Regions from separate parts of the Homo sapiens genome. Here regions 1 and 2 are each linked to region 3. A link is a loop called in an ENCODE intact Hi-C map of the cell type or tissue named here. Cell type or tissue: heart right ventricle. All regions are shown on one strand.

Region 1 (8,000 bases), 77 kb after region 3:
GACAGAGCGAGACTCCGTCTCCAAAAAAAAAAAAATTCTCTAAGGTTTCCTTAGGAAAAGAATTCGTGCTAAATAAAAATAGTAATTTTTAATTCATATTGAAATGACGTGTGACCAAAAAAGTGCTTCACTTCACATATGTGGGGATACCATATAATTTTTAGAATGTTCATTCTGTCTTGGTAGAGATGGAGCTTGTTTACCTCATTGGAGTGAAGTGCATTCCATTTGTGAATTGATAGTGCAAATTCTGTAGAGATCAATTTTTTTTAAAAAACCAGGATATTACATCCTGTATGTGGAGGTAATTTAGTTGAGTGGTCAGGGCTTTCCCTTGCTTTTTTTGGATATAATTCCTCACTGGTCTGAATAATCCACAGACCAGTGCTCATTGGCACCTGGATTAATGAAAACCCCCTAGGTATTTCATCTTCAGAAATCACATATGCTGTTGATAATTCCTTTCAGAGTATTCTTAGTAAATGTCATTTTTATAAAGTGTGATTCTGGTATTCAGTTTTATTATTGGTTTTCATTTGAAGGGTAAAGAAGGTAGCCTTTTTTTCAGTATAATTAAAATAACACATATTTCAAGCATGTGAGGTGATAGTCCTGTGAGTTGTAGGGAAAACAGCATTATTTGGAAATCTCTAAATTTCAATACCCTCTCCAGGAAATGAATAATATGGAGTTTTTTTCTACATTAATATTCTCTTATCAATCCTCATTAGTTTTGAAACAGAAAACAAACTGACCAGTATTTCTAATAATATTATTTTACTGACCATGGTAGATTTGTCCATTTCTTGAAGCCTGGTTTAAAAAAAGAAAAAATATAAAAGGTAAGATGTTTTAAATATCCAGAAATAATGCAGCTGCTGGGCAAGAAACCAAACAGAAATTCTGTCAGAGGAATGTGCCTGGGCTCAGGCATGGGACACAAGCAGGTTTGCGTTCTGGCCCACCTGCGAGGGTGGCTTCTGCACCCCACGGTGTGGCCTTTGAAGCAGCGGGGTTTGACCTGGAAAGCAGCAGCATGGGTTTGCACCCTCATAGTGCTCGATGTTGATGGCCCAGTTACCAGCTGGGGGGAGGGTAGGGACCAAAGGAAGGTGGAGGACACCTAGGCCGCCCGGCTGCCGCAGGGCCTGCACTTATGGTCTTTATTGGGAGAAGTCGCCTGCTGGTTTGCAGAGGAAAGGCCATGCCAATTCTAAAGTGAGGTGCAGCCTAGATCATGGAGTGGAGAGTACATTACAGGACATCAGCCTTTGTGGGGGATGGGGCTGGGAGGACCAGCCCAGGCGGCCCAATGTGCATCTCCTCACATGACCAGCTCGTGGTAATGGGCTGGACACTGTGGGGGACTGAATTAGGTCGCTTTATTTTTGGAAACAGTGATGGGTGAGAATAAACCCATGCTTGTGGGTGCAGGGCTGGCCGCCTCCTCCAGCCTATTACGGGTAGTGATGTCATGTTCAGTATGGCCATGGATGACAGAAAGCCTCAAAGTCAGCACTGTTTCTTGTGGAACATGCAAAAGCAGCAGAGATTATGACTTCTCCAGTCCTACAACCGAGGTCTCTCTGCTTCCTGTGTTCCCGCTACAGAACCACGAAGCTGCCCTGAGACGCTCACTCACGCTGTGGGGATGTCAGAGAGCCCCATCGGACCCAAATCCACGATGCTCCGGGCTGATGCGTCCTCGACGCCCTCCTTTCAGCAGGCTTTTGCTTCTTCCTGCACCATTTCCAGCAACGGCCCTGGGCAGAGGAGAGAGAGGTAAGAAGATGGATCTTTAAACTTGGCACAAGTTCCCCTTAAAGACCCAGAATGCTGAGAGGCATGTGGGACCAGCGGGGGCTTGCTCTTCAGAGAAGCTGAAGCTAGACCAGGCAGGGACTGGCCTGAAGATGGGGCGGGGCAGGGGACCAGGGCTGTGTGCACGACACTGCTACCGCCGGGGACAGGTGTATGTGGTGACATACGAGAAAATATAGGGACATACAGGAAATACAGGAAAAATCAGTCTTAGAGGGCTTCTGGTTTACAGAAAGACCTGGGGGTGGGAGAGGGTGGGTATTAACAGGGAAAAATGGCCTATTTCTGCTTCACAAAGATACTACCCCTGAGGACATTCATACGTGAGACCATTCCACTTGCTCAGAGTAGGAATAAGTTTCTTTATGCTTTGTTGTATGAACACGTAGCTCCCTATTTAACTTTTTAAATTCTACCTCTGTTCTCCTTAAAATAAAAGAGGAGCCCTCATTTAAGGACATTACGCATAGACTCTGTACCCATGAATGTTCCATTGCTAGTGAAATACGTGTGTCACGTGGTGTGGTTTTAGCTGTCTTTCCGTACTCGTAAGTGGTTGGTAATTTCCAGTAGTCTTTGTGGTATCCGTTAATCAACTGGTTCATCTAGCAAGCATGGATTGAGGACTGATGGTGTATCTGGCAGATAAAGGAGATGGGGCAGAGGGATCATGCTGCGAGGAGGAGGGGACCCACAGTGAACCAACGGCCTGGCTGCGGGGGATGAATGTGGGTGGCATCCCTGCCTAGTGCTGTGGGACAAGACGGGAGGGCATTTCTACTCCCGAGGGCACACGTGTATGTGGCCACAGGTGCTGGCTAAGGGCTAGGAAAAGGCTTCCCAGTGGGTGCACAGCTGAGCTGCGTCTTAAAGGACGAAAGGGCCTTGACCCGGTGAAGATGCAGGAGGGAAGGCGCAGGGGCCGAGGGAGCAGCATCTGCGCATGTGGAGGCCTTCATGGGGCGGCTCCCCTGGGTGCCCTCATGCGGGCTGCAGCATCCAGGCATGAAATGGGGGCTTGAAAGGCAGGCAGCGTGAGCTCAGAGAGGGCCTTAGTGTACATATTTTGGAAAATACCTCCTGTGCTGCCTGGAGGGCCTCAGCACCCACTTCCCCATCCCTGTCTTCCCGTGTGGGTGACGCTTGCTGGTCTTCAGGTGTCTCTTTGTACCTTACATGCTGTCTTGGTCGGCTTGTCTTTTGAACAGCTCCTCTTCTGCAGAACGCCAGTGGGTGGAGAGCAGCCCCAAGCCCATGGTTTCCCTGCTGGGGAGCGGCCGGCCCACCGGAAGTCCCCTCAGCGCTGAGTTCTCCGGTACCAGGAAGGACTCCCCAGTGCTGTCCTGCTTCCCGCCGTCAGAGCTCCAGGCTCCTTTCCACAGCCATGAGCTGTCCCTAGCAGAGCCACCGGACTCCCTGGCGCCTCCCAGCAGCCAGGCCTTCCTGGGCTTCGGCACCGCCCCAGTGGGAAGTGGCCTTCCGCCCGAGGAGGACCTGGGGGCCTTGCTGGCCAATTCTCATGGAGCGTCACCGACCCCCAGCATCCCGCTGACAGCGACAGGGGCTGCCGACAATGGCTTCCTGTCCCACAACTTTCTCACGGTGGCGCCTGGACACAGCAGCCACCACAGTCCAGGCCTGCAGGGCCAGGGTGTGACCCTGCCCGGGCAGCCACCCCTCCCTGAGAAGAAGCGGGCCTCGGAGGGGGATCGTTCTTTGGGCTCAGTCTCTCCCTCCTCCAGTGGCTTCTCCAGCCCGCACAGCGGGAGCACCATCAGTATCCCCTTCCCAAATGTCCTTCCCGACTTTTCCAAGGCTTCAGAAGCGGCCTCACCTCTGCCAGGTAGGTGTGTTTCCAGCTGGTTGGAAGGGCCCCTCTGTCCATTCACTGGGGAAGGGAAGGGTTCAGACCTGCAGCTGAGCTGGCATATCTCTAGTGCTGGGCTGGGCACCTGGAGAGGAAATCCAGAGCCGTTGGGGTACTTTTCCATTTTCCTCGTCCAAAACCAAGCACTGGCTCAGGCTTTTCATTCACTCTTCTTGGCTTCTGTGTTTGGCCACCTTGGATTCCTTCCAGTTGTAGAAAGTGCAGACATTTGCAGTGGTTCTACTTTCCATGTCACTTGGGAACATGGCTTTTTGTAAATAACAAATTCCTTGTCAAATTAAATTAATTCATCCAAAACGTCATTATGAAATATTTCAAGTGTATAAGAAGCAGTGTGGTCTATGGGTTGAACAACACCAACCTTACCCTCTCTTTCCTCACTACCTTCCTATGTATTCTTAAAATGTATTGCAAAGGCTCAATCCAAGCATCCTGTTGTTCTGTTTTGTGTTATAAAACAGTCACTGCCTCCTCCAACTCAGTCATTTCAAAGGCAGGGTTCCCTTTCCTTAGAACATCGCTCGCTTGCTTGCCCTTGGCATGGGATTTGGACTTCTGGGATCACAGCAGATGAGAGGTTGCAAGAAGAAAAGTGCCCATCATGGTCACTGTTTTTAAATTTTGCTTTACAGATAGTCCAGGTGATAAACTTGTGATCGTGAAATTTGTTCAAGACACTTCCAAGTTCTGGTACAAGGCGGATATTTCAAGAGAACAAGGTATGTGGGGAGGATGAGGGCCTCCTTGGGCATCTGCCCTAGTGCCCGCTTCGCTGCCTTGTGTGAAGATGGGCCCTGCGGTGGGAACATCGGGCAGCCGTGGCCTTCATATGGATTGAGTTTGAGCAGGGCCCACACGTTATTCCATGCCTCCTGGGGACATGCTACAACCTTTAAGTTTTTATAGGGGAAAACTCACTACTAATGAGGGAGTTGGTGAGGAATGGGCCCCAGCCATGAGCATTCCAGTGTGTAGGGTGTAATTTCTGGCTGCTTGCACCAGCCACTGGCTTGCCAGTGATGCCAGCCCACAACTGCTGACTGTGAGGAGGAGACACACTCTCCTGCATCTCCATGAAACCAGAGAGGACAGGGTGAGGAAGCAGGAGAGACACCCTCCTCTGAGAAGTCAGGGACACTGTGTGTTTGTGAACACCTACATAAGCACTTAATAATGAGACCCGGTTGTGGACTTAGCCGCATGCCTCACACACAAACCAGACAGAGCATCTCTCTGCTTGGTACAATGTCAGGCTTTTTTTTTTTTTTTTTCTAATTTGAAATCATTAATACTAATTTTTGAGCAATGAATATTTGAATATTTTGAGCATCACTTTTTACCAGAGCATGAATAGAAGAGATGTGGGAGAGGAAGGCTAGCAAGCTCTTCTGGGCAGCCCTGCTTGGAGACAGCCCCTGGGCAATGAGGAGAATTCATAAGGTGCTTCCCTCGGCTGTGGGATGGCTTTTCTCCCTGGATGCTGTGTCTCAGCTGAGCGTACCTTCCTCTGGATACCTCATTTTGGCAGTGCATAGAGTTTGTTGCTTCTGGGATATACCTCAGAAGAGATGGTGTGTGACTGGCAAGGCAGGGCAGGGCCATGCCTCCAGTGCCTGGAAGACGGAGTCAGGATTCCTAGGAACCAAAGTGAATCCCGGTGGCCACCTGGTGGAGGCTGGAGTGAAAGAGGGAATGGGTTGGTTTAAAGCGGTGAGAAATGACAAGCTGCCCGCAGTCAGCAGGAGACCCACTTGGCTCCTCTGTGCCTCTTTACCTCAACTTCAGAAGAAAATCAAGCTCTCTCCTTATGAAGATGCCTCAGGAATGCCTAGAAATGAATAGTTGAGTGGCAGAAAAATAGCTCTGTCCAGCTCTCCACTGAAATTCTGCTATTCAGTTATGTAGATGACAGAAATGGTAAGAATGTGCATCTCTTATGATCTCAAAGAAGCGATTGTCATTTTAAGTGGAAGAGAGAGAAAAAAAAGCCTGTGGCCTGGAAAGACCTTCATTTCCCTGAATTGGCCTTTGTGAAACACTGCTCACCATGGCTGAGGGCCTCTCTGCGGCCGGATGCTGTGTGCCTGTTGCCACCACCCTGGCCCTGCTTGTGTCTCAAGAATCCCGATGACTGTGGCCCCCAGTGCCTCGGCACCTCCTCCAGCTGGCCAAACTGAGAGGTGCCTATCCAGCACCTAAGAGATTCTGCACAGACCCTTCCACTCTATTGGTGCCGTCTTCTAGGGCAGGGCGATGTGTGGGGCTGGATGCCCCCTTCTCTCATTGTGCAATGTCATTGTAGCAGGGGGGATCTGAAACAGACAGATTTGGGTTGGAGTGCACTGCTGGCTTCCTCGGCAGGGTAGCAAGGTTCGAGCCTGCCGCGGGGGTTTGCTGAGAGCAGTGCCATGTGGAAGGTACCTGCCCTTGCTGGCGCCTGGTAGATGCAGGATAAGTGGATGTGGATGTGCAGTATGTGTAGGGGCTGCTGTTGGCATGTGCTTGATCTTCAGCACACATTGTAGAAGGTTTGCTGGGAGGACCCCATCTCAGGATGGCCAACATGTGCATCGAGTGTTGGTTTTTCCAGCTGAGCTCTAAAAGGATAACTTTCATTTTCTACATATTTTACATAGAAGAGACCTGTGCAGACGAACCTTCTACTGCCCGTGTCAGAGTCTCCAAACAGCGGAAGGCTGCCCTTGGGTGTCATTTATTTGGATTTTAACTGTCAGATGTGCCTTTTTCTAGAAAAGCTACAATGACATTTCAGGGTGATGCAGGAGGAAAAAAAACACCCAGATAACCTCTTTGGGAGTGCAATTTGTCACATACTTAATTCCTTGAGGTTTCTTAAAGCTAACATAAAAATACCTCAGGAGGAAAAGAGGACCTTAAAGTAAAATCAAAATTAAGTACTACTGTCCCAGTTGTACTTCTGGGGTGTTGCTTCTCCAGATGCTTCTCCAGATGCAGGGCGCGACAGTGTGAGAAGGTGCGAGGAGACTCACTTGCCTCCCCTCCCCTCATCCCTGTCTCCAGGTGAGGAATGCGATGCCAGTGCCAGGGTGGAGCACGCAGCTGCTGTGTGCAGTGTGTGGACGCTCGTTTTTCCAACTTCAGCACACCAGGCTCCTCAGCCTACTTCTGTTTGGAAAAACAGCGGGTCTAAAATTCTCCTCTTACTCCCATTGCCTGTGCAGGAGAGCACAGCCCCCTTGCACCCCTGCAGCCTGGCAGCTGGGGCTTCCCTCCTGGCATGGGGAGAACTGGTCGGAGCAAAGCCCGTGTTCCCTCCACTGCCATCCACAGGTGCCCAAAGTCTCAGTCCCGTGAGGCTTCTACACTTTATTTACCACAGAGAAGTAGAACCATGACTTACAAAAAGAAAAGCTCTGAGGTATATCACAGTTGAAACAAAATGTAAGTGATCTTTTGTCCTACTTAGAGAAAACAAAAAAGTAGGCCCGGCGCAGTGACTCACTCCTATAATCCCAGCAACTTAGGGAAGCTGAGGTGGGAGGATCACTTGAGCCCAGGAGTTTAAGGCCAGCCTGGGCAACATAGTGAGACCCAGTGTCTACCAAAAATTTTTAAAAATTAGCTGGGTGTGGTGGTGTACACTTGTAGTCCCAGCTACTCAGGAAGCTGAGGTGGGAGGATCACTTGGGCCCAGCAGGTTGAGGCTGCAGTGAGCTATGATTGTGTCACTGTACTTCAGTCTGGGCAACAGAGTGAGAGAGCCTATCTCAAAAAAATAAAAATTAAAAACTGAAAAAATGTCATTCACGTTCAGCCCCCAAGTTTATAGACTACGCTGTGAGAAAACGTGCACCAGAATTCAGGGTTTATTCCCAGGGCCTGTGCCCTGCCCCAGGAGGCCCCCCACCCAGCCCTGGGTCCCTTGCATGGGCGGCTGCAGGCCTGGCTGGAGCTACCAGCAGTCTCGGGCATGCACGGTGAGCCTGCCTGTGTTTTCCTGCCCATCCTTCCCACTGCGTGCTGTTTAGAAGCTCCTGCTTCATCCCCAGGGGCATGTTGAGCTCCTCCCCGTGCCCTCATCCTGTGCACAGGGCCACGGTGCAGACATTGAAAAATGTGTAAAAGAAACCATTCGTTTCATCCTATGGCCAGACAGATGCCTTGGCTGTGGGTCCGGTCAGGCCTGGGGGCATGTGAGGGGCCTCTGTGGGAGTGCGCCGTGGAGGTATTTACTGAGGCATGCCGGGGGCATCCCAGCACTTACTGGTTCATGTTCTGCGCCCTGATCGCTTCCAGGCAGAGCCTTTGG
Region 2 (8,000 bases), 93 kb after region 3:
TGTGATCCGTTTTAAGTTAATTTTTGTGAAGGAAGTAAGGTCTGTGTCTTGATTCATTTTTTATTTTTTTGCCTGCAGATGTACAGTTGCTTCTGTACCACCAGTTGAAAAATCTGTCTTTTCACAGTTGTATTCCCTTTGCTCTTTTGTCTAAGATCAGTTAACTATATTCATGTGGGTCTACTTTCGAGTTCTTTAATTGACCTATTTGTTCTTTCACCAATATCACATTTTCTTGATTGCTTTAGCTTTATAGTAATCCTGGAAGTCAAATAATGTCAGTCCTCCAACTTTGCTCTTCTCTTTCAATATTGTGTTTGCTATTTTTGATCTTTTGCCTTTCTGTATTAACTGTAGAATCACTTTGTTAATATCCACAAAATAAGTTGCTGGGATTTTTATTGAGATTGCATTGAATCTATAGATGAAATTAGGAAGAACTGACACCTTGGCAAAAGTTGAGTCCTGCTGTCCATGAATATGGAATATCTCTCCATTTATTTAGTTTTTTGTATCTTTCATCAAAGTTTAATAGTGTTCCTCATATAGATCTTGTCTATAGTTTGTTAGATTTATATGTAAGTAGTTTTTGGGAGGTGCTACTGTAAATGGTATTGTGTATTTAATTTCAAATTTTACTTGTTTATTGCTGGTCTGTAGGAAAGCAGTTGACCATTTGTACATTAACCTTGTATCCAGCATCTTTCTGTAATCGCTTACTAGTTCCAGGCCAGGTTACTTTTGCAGCATTAGATGCAGTCGTAGTGGCCCCAGTTTAAGAAGGTTGTAAACAAACCACACACCATAGGGCTCTTGTGGTTCTGTGGCCATGAGGGAGGGACACAGCTAGAGAGGACAGTGGGGACTGCTGACTTTCAAACCCTGACTTTCAAAACTGTTTTAAGTTTTTCATGCAAGGTAGGTGTTTATTGTCAGAAATGTTGGGGAGGGAATTTCTGAGTCTGGTAGAAAATTGGACTAGAAATACCTCCATTCTGTACCTCATATCTGCAGAGTAGTTTACAGGTGTAACTCCACAATGAAGGTGTATGAAATGTATAGGCATTTTCTTATTTCCTCTACAATTTGTATTATTCTTCTATGTAGCTTTTCCCTGTAAAATTATACATCACTGTGTCTGTTACCAAGCTAAAGTAAAATTACTCTGTTTTGAATGGAATTTTGTAGTGTTTAAGTTATTTTAGACTCTCCTTATAGGATAAGTTATCTGTGGCCAAAACAAAGGTGAAAATAGCTTGCCCCAAATTGCAAGTGTGCTAAAACTCGAAGCTCCAAAATGAAAAATGTAGCTGTGGTCATGGGTTTCCGGCCATGTTCTGCTACTCAGGATTTTGATCTCTGGCAAATCACTTAGCCATGCGGACCTGAGGTTTGTATCTGGTCAGTGGGGATAATAATATTTCCACACATAGCAGTTGAAAAGATTAAATGAATAGGACATTGACAATGCCTTGGGAGCATTTTTCTGGCCCAAGAGGAATGGCCTTTCCTGGGAAGCCGGCCTCACCCTTTCCCTTGTGAGGGACCTGGGCTGGTCCTGGGCCACAGCCCCTAAATCTGTTTTAGGGGGTCCCTGGAGCCCATCATGGTTCTTAGCTTTCTTCTGTTAAAGTAACAGTGGACCCTGTCTGTGGGTCCCAGTGAAGTGCCCAGAAGGATGCAGGAATTTACTGTAGACCTATCTGATGAGCAGCTCACTCACTCTCAACTGAGGAGACAGGGCTACAAAACCAGCTCCACTCTGATGGATTTATTTGTTTCAGTTGCACCTTTTAAAAATGTATTTGAAATTTTGAAAACCTTTAATTAGTGGTTTTAAAATCACAACTTATGCATCGGCAGTGTTCAAGAAAGCGCAGAAGAACGGTGATAGCAACAGGCACAGAGCACTTGTCCTGCCCAGCTTATTGTCTCCTCCCCTTCACCCACAGGGCGTGTGGGTGTAGTGTCCTGTCATCCCATGTCATAGACAGAGGACCCAAGTTGGCAGCTCTGGCTCCTGAATGGTAGATCTAGGCCTGGCATTCAGCTCCCACGTCCAGCTGTGCCCATATTGTCTCAGGGACACAGCCCTGCCCATTCAGCCCTATATGGTAGCACCAGGGCACACGCAATTTCACTTTTCTCCTTAAGCTTCTTAGTTATCCTGCATTCACCCAGTAAGTGTGGAATTAATAAATGAATTGAATGAATTTAGTTGATCATAACAGTGCATCCTAATAGCACTTGTTTTTAGATATTAAAACTTTCTCTTCTATCTTGACTTATCATTTTTAAGTGCACTTCCATCTTTTAAAATTACGTATGAAATGTATCAATAACTCCAAATGTTTTTTAAGGGTGGGTCTTCTTAGAGTCAAGACTTCATTCAGAACTTGGAGTTTGTATCTGATCATCTGAGTTGGGCATTTATATATGAAGCTTAAATTATGACTGCCTTGAGCTTCTTTCCTTTAAAAATCTCATTTCTGAAACACATTGAGAGCTGCGAATGTCTGCTGTCCATTACATTAACCGCGATTCCAAGCCACGGAACCAGGACAGCAGATCTGTCACCAGAGGAGTGAGGCTGTCACAGTGACCACCCCTCAGCTAGTGTCGTCTTCACCTGGAGGATTGGCTGCAGGTGTTTAGAATCAGTGCAGAACAACCATTGTAGCAAGACGGTGGAATTATTGCAATCTCTGATGACCTCCAGCAATTTAGTGAGTTTTCTTTCCTAAACTGAACTTCATCTGTTGTCCTAATTCACTTAGAGTCCTAGACTCCTGGATGTGCAATGTTCTTTGAGATGATCATGTCCAATTTCCCCGTTATAAAGATTCAGGAAGCTGAAACTCAGAAATATTAGCAGACAACTCACAAAGATGGGAATAAACTTGTAATGCTCTCCAGTTTAATCCCTTTTTTTAAATATTAAGGCCATTATGCCTTTGTTCCAATCTCTAAAACAATTTCTATTTGTGTTTTAAGCCTCGGTTCTTAATTGTTTCTTGTTGAAGCAGAGGAATATAATATAATCCTGAAAAGAAAGACTTACTTCTTTTCAGTAGCCTTCTAATAGATTTCCCAGAAATGTTGCAGTTGCATTTTTTAGCATATGGTAGGTATACTTTTTTTTTTTTATAGAGTCTTATATGTTCTTTAAGTTTTAAAAATGGAAAATAAAAGAAAAGGAAAAATGAACTACTCATAGATCGGTTGCCCCTATGCAGCCCCTGAATATTGGGAGGAAGAGTGGACAGCAGGTAAAGTGTTCTCCAGCCCAAAGACCACTCCTGATGTCAAGCAGATCCAATCCTATGCTGCCTTTTTCCTTGTACTTGGGGTCATGCTGCCTGTACGATTCTTTTCTCTTCTCTTAGCATAATAAGTTTACCCATGGTTTTTACAAACATAATGCAGGTCTCATTTTTTTCATGGCTACACAATAGTCCATCATATAATTCACCTCCTTATGGATGTTCATTTACCATGTTTCTAATTTTTAATACCACAGACAATGCTTAGAGGACCATCTTTCTGCATTATTTATTTTTTCTGAAATCTGGATTGTTGCCTTAGGACAAATTCCCACATGTGGGCCTCAGACTTTTGTTCTGTGTTATCAAGTCCCTTTCCCAGAGTAGCCTAGCAATTGACAGAACTCCATGCCATGGGTCTGGTGGGTGCCTTCCTGGTAACTCTTACTGGGCACTGAATCTTCACCTCTGGCCAAGAGCACCTGTCAAGTGGCATTGGATGGTCTTGGGTCAGGTGCAGTTGGACAATCATAGGCAGGCGCAGGCATGCCTGTTCTCTGCTGGAGAGAGGCTTTGGGGCACTTGGTGTCAGTTGGTTGATGTGTGCTCCGTAGAACAGCCTCCCTAGTGGCAGCATTTTCTTCTCTGCTTTAAGGAATGATGACATAGTTCCTGCATTTGGGGAGAGAGATTCCCCAAACAGCAGATTGCTACCAAACTCTAGCCAGCAAGACTGCTCCTCATCAGAAAGCCATCTGTGACTCCTTCAAGAGAGCATGGGTCTGGGTTGTGGCAGCTGTGGTTCTGTGTGAACTGATTGAGATTGTGCCAATTTTGTGGAATTTTCCTAGTAGTTAGGTCAAAATTTTCCCTTTTTTCTCTCTTTCATAACTGCATGATCAGCATGACAGTAATGCTAATAAAATCAAAGGCGGACTGTCCCTCTCGTGAAGTCTGTTTTGAATTCTCCAGGCTCCCTCGCAGCTCCTATCTGATGCACACATGCTTTTCATTTTCCCGTTCTAATCATAGCAGACGTGGTTTTTATTCTGCTTTCCCTGCTGATTGCTGATGACGTCTTTCCATGCTGCCATGTGATTTTCCTGGTTACCGCTTGCTGGTTGCTTGGTATTACACCGAGGGAGCTAATTTCACCCCTCTCTCATTTCTAATGTGTTTCTGGTTTTTCCCACTGTAATGAATATGTGGCACAAATGTCTTTCCCTGAAGGTTAGCTATCCTATGTGGTTACAGAATATTTCCTTTCTCAATCTCCTCAGAAGCGGGACCACTAGGTTACTTCTAGGCATTTCATATCCACCTGATAAATATCGCCAAGTATACTAGTCGGCTCTCATGATGCTAATACAGCCATATCTGAGACTGGGTAATTTATAAAGAAGAAGAGGTTTAATGGACTCACAGTTTCACATGGCTGGGGAGGCCTCATGATCATGGTAGAAGGCAAAGGAAGAGCAAAGGCACATCTTACATGGTGGCAGGCAAGAGAGTATGTGCAGGGGAACTACCCTTTATAAAATCATCAGATCTCGTGAGACTTACTCACTATTACGAGAACAGCATGGGAAAAACCCACCCCCATGATTCAATTACCTCCCACCAGGTTGCTCCCACCACACATGGGAATTATGGGAGCTACAATTCAAGATGAGATTTGGGTGGGGACAGAGCCAAACCATATCACCAAGTGATCATCAAAAATAGTGGGCTCAATTCCTCAGAGTGTCTTCAGCTATAAACAATATGGCCTTTGCGGTGGATAGAAAGGATGGTCCAGCAACTCACAAGTCACCCTGCACTGTGACACCCAGGGACATCCTAGCCCATCTGTGGGCTTGTGTGTCAATGCACCCTGTGGCACACCTGTCAGACCACCTGCCAGCACACCTTCCAGTGCACCTGCCAACACATCTGCCAGAACGTCTACCAACATACCTGCCAAACCACCTGCCAACACATCTGTCTGTGCACCTGCCAACACACCTGCCAATAGGCATGGCCCTTGCTGGTTCTGAAAAGTCAGACTTAAAGGCAAAGAGAAAATGGAGCTGCTTCCCAGGGCTGCCTACCCCAGGAGGACACGGCCGAGGGAGACAACACTACCCAGCGCGTACCGTGCATCCGAGTGCTGAGATGTGTTGCTGTAGACTGTGGGAAAACACTCTTTTTCTGTTAAGTGAAACTTTAGAGGCCTTTAACCACGGAATTAAGACACCCACATGCTCACATAGAGGGACATGTATACAGTAGACAAGGGGCAAGTGAGTGAGGGCAGTTCTGTTCCTCAGGAGGAAGCCTACTCAGCCTTTGGGCAGGAGAGGCCCTGGTTTACTTCAGTGAATGAGCTTCAGGCTAAGGCTGGATGTCTTGGAACACCTCAATTTCACCCATGCCCCAAAGTCACACGTGCACTTATGCTTGAACTGCAGGGTCACAGGCTAGAAGGGAAAGAAGGGTTGTTATGGAGCCCAGTTGTTTTTCTTCTCCCAAGAGGAGATGGTCAGGGACAAGACCCACAGCTCTCCCTTGGCAGCATGGGGAGCCAGGACACAGGTGAGGCCGGGCCACTTTTGGCTTTTTCCAGCCTGTTCTCTGAGCTCACTGCAAGCCATTCCTTCTCTTGGCAACCAGGATTTGAGGACACATGCTTCCCTCATGGTTGTTTCTCAAGGGCCTCTGGGCTCCTTACCTATAACAGTAGTTGGGTTTCATATTAATGTGACTGTTGTCCATACCCACCCTGAGACCAGAGAAGGTGCCTTGGGCTCCACCTGGGACACGAGGGTTTAATACTGCTGCAGGGCGAATAGAAAGCTCCCTCTGGCTGGTGGGAAGGCAAAGCCACACCAGGCGGGTCTGCTTTGCTCTAGTAACTCGCTTATTCTCTGCCTTGACATGGGAGTAAGTGCATCCTTGGAGCACTCACTGTTCATGTTTTCAGAATTAGGGGCAAAGGCCATCTGCCTTACATGCACCCAGCATAGGCCACATGCGCAAGTTGTTCATAAACCCAGTCTGCACATCAGCAACTGCCTGTGTGTTAACAGGACACACCTGTCCCAATAGTTGCAACTAACATGTGTCTCCCTTGGTGTCTTCCAGCCTGCAATGTGTGGTACTTGAACTCTGTGGAGATGGAGTCCCTCACCGGCCACCAGGCGATCCAGAAGGCCCTGAGCATCACCCTGGTCCAGGAGCCTCCACCTGTGTCCACAGTTGTGCACTTCAAGGTGTCAGCCCAGGGCATCACCCTGACAGACAATCAGAGGAAGTGAGTGCCTAGAGGGAGGCAGGAGCCGTCCAGCAGGGGCGGGGCTGTCACGTTCCTCTTGTTCTTCCCTAGTGTGAGTAGTCATCCAGGTAAATCATTAGCCGTCTTTGAGGTCATGAGTCACCCAGGGTCTGTCTAGGTATTTTTCTGTCATTAAATACGTCCTGGGAACCACATAGGAACTCTTAGCATTTGTTTGCAAGGCTATTTTTCTTAGAAATCAGTAAAATAAAATAAAAAAAGACGTTTGGCGTTTTAAAATTACACACATACACACATAATTGCAAATGCAAAAAATCTTTTAACTCAGTTCCTTAAAAACACTCTGATACTATGATCAGAGTCCAATGATCTTGGAACCTATTGTTTTAACAGAGGGTCATTTCCTTTCAGGTGAGCGTATGACCTTGATATGTACTATTTCCGTTGGCCAATTTCAAATGACTTACGCCTGAGCTGTTACTGAGCCAGTTATGCTGGAGCAGATGTTCTCCATGTGGATCTTTACTGAATGCCCAGCATAAGCATGGAACAGAGCAGCCACAGGGCTGTTCCTGTCTCCCTCCCTCCAGAATGCCATCCCTGAGTGCAGCCTGTGGCCTAGGAACAGAGCATTTCAGATGCAATTATTTTGTATTGTGTGGTTGAGGAGGCACGTTGGCATCAACCGTGGCAGCAGCATGATGGCAGCAGCCATCACAGCAGACAGGCCGGCAGGGGACACTCAGACCAGCCTGGCTGCTTTCCCAGGATGCTCCCCGAGCAGGGCCCCCATGCCTCTCTGTGGTGCCCATGTCCCTAGAAGCAAGACATTTTCTTCATCTGCCCAAACCACCTGGGAGGTTGAAGGCAGGATCTTCCCCTCTGTAGCTTCAGGAATAAGTGAGTTTAGGCAGGTTTAGCTCATCACCCTTCATCTGCTGAAAAAAATGAGCACAAAGCAGAACGTGGGTTTTGCTGGTCAGACCCGTTCAGTGCCCCTGACACTGACCAGTAGATGACCCTGGGCAGGGTCCCAATGCTTGATGCTCTCGTATTTCAATCCTGCACCAAAATACCTATTTCAAGGTTTAGTGTCTCAAATGAAAAGGGCACTCAGCAAGTGCCCTGTGTGGCACACGCAGGGACAGGGTCAGGGTTGTGGCTCAACCCCACCATGTTCTCAGGGTCAGGGGCATGGCTCAGCCCCACTGTGTTCTCAGGGTCAGGGTCACAGGCAAGGCTCAGTTTCACGGTGGACTCAGGGTCAGGGACATAGCTCAGCTGTATGGTGGACTCATGGTCAGGTTCAGGGGGCATAGCTTTGCTGTTTGGTGGACTCAGGGTCAGAGTCAGGGTTGTGCCTTGGCTTTATGGTAGACTCAGGGTCGGGGCATGGCTCATCTGCATGGTAGACTCAGGGTCAGGGGCATGGCTCAGCTGCATGGCTCACCCAGGGTCCCAGT
Region 3 (8,000 bases):
TTTACCATTCTAATCATTTTAAAGTATACGATGCATTGATTTTTAGTACGTTCACAAGGTTGTGGAACTGTCGCCATTATCTAATTCCAGAACATCTTCATCACCCCAAAAGAAGCCCTGTACTCATTAGTGGTCACTCCCAGTTCCTCCTTTCCTCAGCCCCTGGCAACCACGAAGCTACTTTCCTTCTCTCTGTTTCCCATTCCGGACATCTCACTCACTGGAGTCGTGCAATGAGTGGCCTTCTGTGATTCGCTTCTTTCACTCAGCCTGTGTTCCAGCTGCATTCCTGTTACGCTCCATCCTTTCATGGCTGTGGTGTGCCACTGTGTGGACACACCACACTCTGCCTATTCATTTGTTAGCTGGTGTGCATTTGGGCTCGTAACACTTTTTGTCTAGTATGAATAACGTTGCCTGTGAACATTCTTGTCTGTGTTTTGGCCCTAGGATATTCTTATACCTCTAATCTTTCCCACTACTTTTTGAAATTTCCACATCTTTTCTCATCCTTCTAATTGGTTTCCCATTCTGGAATTTTCTTCTGCCTTTAGGGAGTCCCAAATAGGAGTGGCACTAAACATACTGCCAACCTCCTGTCCCGCTTGCTATTTTCAGAGATATTCGGGAAACTCAACAAGTCTTTTCTTCATTAGCTGCACAGTGGTCCCTTGAACGATAATTGAACTGTGTGAGTCCACTTATATGCAGATTTTTTTCAGCCAACACACAGATTGAAAATACGGTGTATTTAGGATGAGAAATCTGTGTATATGGAGAGTCCACTTTTCCTATACTCAGGTTCCTCGAGGTCGACTGCAGGATTTGAGTATGTACAGATTTAGTATACTCACAGGGGGTGGTGGGGGACTGGGGGGTGCTGGTGTCTTGGAACCAATCCCCCGCACATACTAAGGGTGGACTGGCCAGCCTCCTGCACAGAATTACAACCCTTCAGGGTGAAAAGGCTTGGGGGCTTTCAAAACACTCTGAGCCACAGAACTGCCTTCTGGCCAAACATCAGCAAAGCTTCAAAAGACCACGTTGTTTCAAGAAAGGTTAATACTAACAGCCTGCACAGGCTCCATATAATCAAGACCCATTAGCAGGGAACCTGTAGAAAATGAGAGCGTTCTGAGCCTGCCTGCTCAGTGGCTGCCAGCTACGTAAACAAGATCTGAAGACCAGTGGGTGCCTGTTGCCATATATTCACAAAGGCTTATGGCAGCCCGTTTACAAAGCTGTCATCCACATGAAGAAAATTTGCCCTCAGCCACCGAAAAACAAAACAACAAAAACCCCAACCCCACCCAAATCAAGCCCAACCCAGAACAACATGAAAGGAAACACTCCTTTTGAACATACAACTAATCCTGCTGCCTCTTTCCATTAGAAATGGATAAAGGTACCTTGGCCGTTGCTTTTCTTGCACAGTTTTGTGATGCAGTGGTCTGATTTTAAGATTTGTATCCTGTAGGAGGCTGGGACCCCCTAGCCATATCTAGACATACAGTTAGCTACAGTTTGGAAAGACCCCGGTGCTCAGGAGAGACTCGGACATTCATTGCGTTGTATTCACTACTTCTAATCTCTTTTCGTTTGATGTGTATTCTTTAAAGCAAAGTATTTTGTGATAAATTAGTCACTGCCTTTATTGCAGTGATCACATCATTTGCAGAATGGTAACAATAATTTCGGTTCTCTTGATAGGAAGGTGGGTTAGCCAATACCCTTTAAAGAATACCAAATTTGATAGAACTTTTTGCACAATAAGTGCATTATGTCTCATCATAAAAGAGATTGTTTCTCCCAAGGGTGCGCTGAGTTTTACCTTAACCTCCTGTAAGCGACATATGCCAATGTGGCCATCTCGGGTGATTTAAAAGATTTGTTACCCTCTGCGTGCACTTATAGCCCAGGTATGTCCTGTCTCCCCTGGATGGCTGATTGGTGATTTTTAAAAGGGTTTCCATTGTGCTGTGGGAACCTGAAGGCATCAGAACGGGCTTTTGCTTGTTTGCTGTGTCATATTCTGTTCATTTAAAGAGTAAAAGTGTGTGGTTGGTATTGTGGCCCATGTTGAGCCAAAGCAAAGAGTAAGCCACTGTCTGAAGCCCACCTACGTTGAATGTAATGAGGCTGAGATGAAAAGGATCTGCTACACTGAACACAGAACGTGGAGGTCTGGGCTAACCACACAAAATATGCTGTGTGCAGTGAACATTCACGCTGTACTCTTAGCCACATCCCGCACAAAAGACAGAGAGACAGCTCCCAGGAGATGGAGCATGTGTGGCAAAGATTTTCCGCCTGGTTACTTTGAAGAAAGCAAAAGGAGGCTGAAACTGTGCTTTGTAAGCTGCATGGGTTGGTGCTGGCTCCTGGACGTCAGTTCAGAACACTCAGGAGTGAAGGCAGAAACCTGGTGAGGGACTCCCAGGAGGAGCTTCTTTCTCCACCTTTCAGCCTCTGGAGTTCAAATTTCACTCAACCTGAGTGCACCAAACCCCACCCTCTTATTTACATTGCCCTGGCCTTTTTGGCGGAATCAAAGTCCCTACATAGCCAAGGAGATCTTTTACCTTCTACACTAGTGGGAGGCCAGGTGCCTGGGAGGGAGGTGGCACGCCCCCGCCCTCCTCTGGCATGCCACTGTCCTGCTGTGAAAGCCTGTGTCAAGGAAAACTGGGCTCAGAGGTGCAGACTGAGAGAGCCGCTGGGCTGTTTTGAAGGAAGGTAAGCAGAGAGCATTTGTGTGTGTGTGTGTGTGCGCGCGCGTGCATATGTGTATGTGTGTCTGTGCCTGTGTGGTGAGTGTGTGTGTGCATGTGTGTGGCTTCTGTAATGCTACAAAGACCTGAAACTGAGCTGTGTGCCTGCTGAGATTTACCAACTTGCCAAGACTTCCAGAGGAAAAGAGCTGGTACTAGCCAGGAGGAGAGGGCGTTATGGAGTGGAATAATCAGCAGAACGGATGCTTTAACCGGGCAAGAAGGAATGTCGCTCAGGACTTGTCCAGGAATGCCTTTATTGGTTTGCAAGCTGGAGGAGTCTTAACTTACTGACTTCTTTTTGGGGAAGAGTCAGTGATGGTCTGACATGCTGTTTGCAAGCTCTCTGGCCGCCTCTGTGGCCAGCCGGCGTGGGTGGCCTCAGATAAGGCCAACAGGACCTCCTCTTTTCCTCTGGGCTTGGGCCCCTGTGTTTTCAGTTAGGAGTGCCCAAAAGGGAACTGAGCTGCCCAGTCAGAGGCCTGAGATAGGCGCCTGCTGAATGCTGAGCCTGCACCGGCGTGCTGGTGTGAGAGGTCTGCCCGGGGAGCCGCCCTGGCCTGCCCTGCTGTCAGTACGGCTGTGGGGGCACCTTGGCGGCGTCTGTGACACGCCTGCCACAGCCCCACTCGGAGCACAGTGCTCCTTTATCGCCACATTCCAGAGCCTCACCCAGGAGACCGCGGGAGCGCTTGGAATCTGGCCCAGCTCCTGAGTCGCTCCTGCTCTGCAGTGGGATGCCTTCCCTTCCCAGAGAGGCAGTGTGTGGCTGGGCAGGCGTTTCTGTGTGGAAGGTTCTGCTCTGGTTCTTGCTTTTGTTAATTTTTTTTCTGCTCTATATTTCTCTAAGAATTTACAGTCTGCCTCATTTTTAGAAAGCGTGAGCAAGCAGCTCAGCTTTACTTCAGAGGGAGGGATTTTCCAGCGCCCTCCGGCAGTCTCAGCAAGGTGTCCTGGTGCTGCCGCTGCAGCCTCTTTCCTGCTGGGCACCTCCCCTCCTGGCAGCTCAGAGGGTGATTTGGGTTTGGGGGCTTGGGAAGGAGTTAACTCTCAAGGTGAGACTGATGCACCAAGGGAGCAATGCCTTAGAATGGAGTTATTCTGCCTAAGGAGAGAAAGAGTTGTCCCTACAGAGTAGAGTTTATTACCGTCTTTTATTTTTTGTAAAAACAAAAATAAAAAAAGAGGAAAAGGGCACATTTCATCGCGTCTTGAAATATATCAAAATCATAGAGTATCTGATTTAGTAGATTAAAAGCAGTGTTCTCAAAGACCCAAGTGTAGTCCTCATTTCTTAGCTCTTGAATTTTCTGTGGAATAGAAAATGATTTAATAAAAACTCCAAAAATCATTAATTAGCAAAGAGTCAGAATTCTATTGTAATAAAATTAAAGCAGACCTTGTTTGAGTGAGAGGTTATACATGCTCTAATTATAAATGTCCACATGGAAAAAACGAGAGTGATTTTTGCATATGCTATGGGTAAGATAATACAACGCCCCTTGAGAAGGAACCTCTTGGCTCAGATATCGCTTCCTGACTGGGAAGGTCTTTCGGTGTCTGCAGCCCCTACCAGGCCTCCAGGGATCAGGTACCCTTGGGACACTGCCCGGGCTACCCGTACCTCCCCTCCTCGCAAATGTGAGAATGCCCCTTGCTTCATTGTTAACCCCATTCAACCCTGCCTTGTGCTCTGGGCCACAGCCTAGTTTTCAGCCCTCCTGGCTTGGTGATGGACTCTTCCATGCGCCGGAGCCTGAAATCCAGGCAGTCCCTTAGCACCTGTCCTCACCAGCACTGAAACCCCCACTGGCTGTTCCACATTGTGCAGCACCAGACCCATCAACTGAATGGTCTGCTGGAAAACTCACAAGTCCAGCGCCGGTGCCATGGCTCATGTGTCAGTTGACCTAGCAAATCCAGGAGAAATGTTCTCTCACTGCTGAGGGGAGGTCATGTGATGCAGTGATGGGAACCCTGGGTGTGCATGACACAATCTGCCAGAAAACCCTTAGCCCTCCCCCCATGAAACTTGGACATGCTTCGGTCCCTTGCAATCCCCCTAACCTTGTGGGTTAAGCAGAGGAGAATCCATACCCCTTCTGGGTTTGGTTTGAGCCTAATGAGACAATAGGTACGAAGTGCTTGGAAGACAGTGGTTGCCCAGTTAGCTTATTACTGCTGCTTTTGCCATCATTGCTGTCAGTCACCGAGGAAACAAACAAAGTATGGGATGGGAAAACTGTTTTACAGCTGGTAAGATCCTGAGCTGGGCAGCTTGGCCATAAAGTCGCACTGGGTGGATGGTTAGCAAAGTTGGTGCCTGGGACAATTTCAGTCATATCAAAAAATGACTTAGGGAACTTCTGAATACGTTTTTTTAAACCCATCTTTCACCATAGCTTTATATTAGAGAACAGTTCCTCAGTGTAATTCTCGAGACGGGAGGTCAGTGGACCTGCGTTCTGTGTACTCACTGATTAGATGTTCATGGAGCACTCCTCTGTCCCTCAGCTCTGCACCCAGAGGGTCCACACATGAATCACTTGTGAGTTCTGGGAATTCTTCACTTGACCAGAGAGGGGGAAAGCACAGAAAGGAGGGTTTGCCCAATGCCTGCTGTGTGCCATGCCTTTTGTGTTGAATCCCAGTGGTCCTGGGAGCTGATATCAGCAAACACCCCCTTCTCCAGGTTGCTTCTCTGCAGACAAGGACAGTGAGGCACAGAAAGGCGGAGTGATTCATCTGAAGTCACACAGCTATGATCAAGCCAGGACTCAAGCCTGGATTATGCCAGAACCTCTAGAAGGGGAGGGAAGGTGTGCACATGAATCACTCCAATGGAAATGTCAAAAGACGCTTTATGTGACAATGAGGCGCAAAGGGACTATGATCGTTATCCCAAGGAGAGAGGGTTTCCATTGTCTCATGGAATTTAGGAAGAGGAGGGAAGGCCTTTGAAGAGGGGGAGGAGGGCATGGGGGAGAAGGAGAAGGAGGGAGGGGAGGAGGGAGAAGAAGAGGAAAGGGAGGAGGAGAAGGAGGAGGAAAGGGAGGAGGGGGAAAAAGAGGAAGAGGGAAGGAAGGGAGGAGATCAAGAGGAGCCACCTCAGGTTGGGGTCTAGTCTGCTGTGAGTCTCATTTTTGTCTTGATCTCACAACGGTTGTTTTAACTGAGATGCAATTTACATGCAGTAAAATTTGCTCTGTTTAGTATATAGTAGTCTGAGTTTGACAAACATTATGCCATGACACTCCCACCACTATCAAGACGCAAATATTTCTATTGCCCAAACCATCCCTCACACCCTTTGCAGCCCCACTCTTCTCCTGGCCCCGACCACACCCATTTGTGTCCAGACACAGTGTCTCCACCCCAGAATGTCACCTATGTGGAGTCGTACAGTCGAGCCCTTTGAGTCTGGCAGTGTTCACTCGGCATAGTCCTTGAGACCCCTCCAGGAGACTGCCTGCAGATGAGCACTCGTTTTTGAAACCGAAGCCTCTCTGTCTTCAGCATTTTCCCTGGGCTGTGGTTGTCAGAGCCCACCATGGGCACTTGCAGCTGCAGACATCATTCCAATAAGCCTCCACTTATTGGGACTGTTTGGATATGGTGAATTGATTCAGCTGGACGGCCCCAAGTGAGTCATTTGAGGGTGACCTAGGGACAGGATGGTTCCTGGCTGTGTCTGGAGAAGCTACCTGTTCCCTGTGGTGGTCCAGGCACAGGCAGGACCTCTGGCATATCCATGGCTCCTGACCCCGATGGGGCTGCTGGTACCATGGGTGTGTGGGAGAACTGAAGACTCCATGCTAGGAACAGCACCCGATCCACTAACTGTGAGGATAGAAATGCACTAGCTTTAAGAAACGGAACAAAAACTGTGACCATCACTGCAGCGGCTGTGACACCACAAGGGTCTGTTCCTGATAATGAATAATTTTAGGAGTTAGGGAGGAAAGCACAAAGCACTTAATAGTCTCTGAAGAGTGAGTGAGGTGTATATGAGTTTGTGTGTGTGTGTGTGTGTGTGTGTGTGTCTTGATCTAGATAGTTGATCTGTGAAATATAAAAAGTGATTGACTAGGATTAGAATTTTATCTTTTTTTGGAGTGGAGGGAGGTTGGTTTAAATTTCAGATATTCTATTCAGTAGGCTTGTAAAAAAAATCGTTAATGTTAGTGCAGGCTCTCTCAGCCTCTGATTTCTCATCTGTAAAATGGACTTCCCGTTTCCTGCTTCACAGGATTGCTTTGGGAATTGAGTAGGATCCCTGGGGCCTAACAGTGTGCTGGGCGCATGGGAGGAGCTTGCACGGTGGCCTTGTCTTTAGGAGGTCAGCTGAGTTGTAAGAGAGGGGTGTTTCCAGAATTCTCTCTGTTTGTCAGGTGATGAAGATGCCAATTCCTGCAGCCTCACCTGGCTCACCTGAGGGTGGCTGCTTCAGCATCAGTGGATGCCTTTCTTCTCACACACTGCTCCGTCTTTCCCTTGCCTCTGTTGATCTGTCTATTCGGATGCCGTGAAATGTGCCCACCACCCTTTCCATCTCTTGTTTCTCTCTCTGTTCCCCAAGGGGGCTTGTCCATTCTCCAGCACATCATCAGGACTGGGCTGAGTATTGCTTTTAAGTCCCCGTTTATGACTAGCAATCATAGCAAGTGCTTAGTCAATTCTAACCAACTTTCATGGAGAAGAATTTTCTAGTTTCTCCTTTGAAACTAAAAAATTGCAGGGAGGATACTGTTAGTTCTTTTGAAATGAAAAAGTTACTTTTTAAGCACACCTGTCACAAAAATAGAACATGAGATTCTTAGCATCAATACCTAGAAAAAGGAAAGGTTCCACGTCGCTTCATAAATCTATCAGATTTGTCCTTCCTTTGCTTCAAACCAACTTCTGTTGGAAGCAGGGCCAGTGGACAGTTCAGTGGATTACACATCAGTGATGAATATTTTTGGTTGCTGAGTGATTGATGATGGAGGGTGCTGAAGTGTGAGATCAGCTGTCCCTTTGGCTATCTGATTGTTAGCATGCCGGGGAGCACAGTTGGGCATTGCCTAATCTGTTTTCAACCGGGATGGAAGGGATGTTTTCATATATTTTTTTGGTCTTCTCCATTTTTTGGGTGACTTTTGAAATACTTTCTGAGTGCCTCTTAACCCTCTTACCTCCTTGTGGGAAAGCCACGTTTCAGTAGCAGGGTTGGGTTGGAAAGAGAAGGAT

The links. Hi-C counts contacts between places; a loop is a spot of excess contacts. Peaks named below come from ENCODE experiments on the same cell type or tissue, not always from the same donor. Only the 100,000 strongest peaks of a DNase experiment are listed, where the experiment ranks them.
Region 1: it touches region 3 in a loop (2.9-fold over the local background); 5 of 110 quality-filtered maps call a loop at or near these places.
Region 2: it touches region 3 in a loop (2.3-fold over the local background); 9 of 110 quality-filtered maps call a loop at or near these places.

Annotation. Positions count from the first base shown.
Region 1 is chr7:47,298,614-47,306,613 of GRCh38, reverse strand. TNS3 (tensin 3) reads left to right here. Exons shown (of 31, transcript NM_022748.12): 21 at 1,611-1,782; 22 at 3,030-3,664; 23 at 4,342-4,428. Among named protein-coding and RNA genes, the nearest start is that of SNORD151, 160 kb to the left of the region's middle. In heart right ventricle, no CTCF peak of the experiment used is centred here; no DNase peak of the experiment used is centred here; H3K27ac peaks cover 2,711 bases.
Region 2 is chr7:47,282,252-47,290,251 of GRCh38, reverse strand. TNS3 (tensin 3) reads left to right here. Exons shown (of 31, transcript NM_022748.12): 28 at 6,387-6,555. Among named protein-coding and RNA genes, the nearest start is that of SNORD151, 180 kb to the left of the region's middle. In heart right ventricle, a CTCF peak has its summit at 3,853; a DNase peak (open chromatin) is centred at 2,034; H3K27ac peaks cover 1,919 bases.
Region 3 is chr7:47,375,541-47,383,540 of GRCh38, reverse strand. All of the region lies in intron 16 of TNS3 (tensin 3), which reads left to right. Among named protein-coding and RNA genes, the nearest start is that of SNORD151, 85 kb to the left of the region's middle. RefSeq lists an enhancer at 3,072-3,935. In heart right ventricle, no CTCF peak of the experiment used is centred here; a DNase peak (open chromatin) is centred at 3,450; H3K4me3 peaks cover 795 bases; H3K27ac peaks cover 1,866 bases.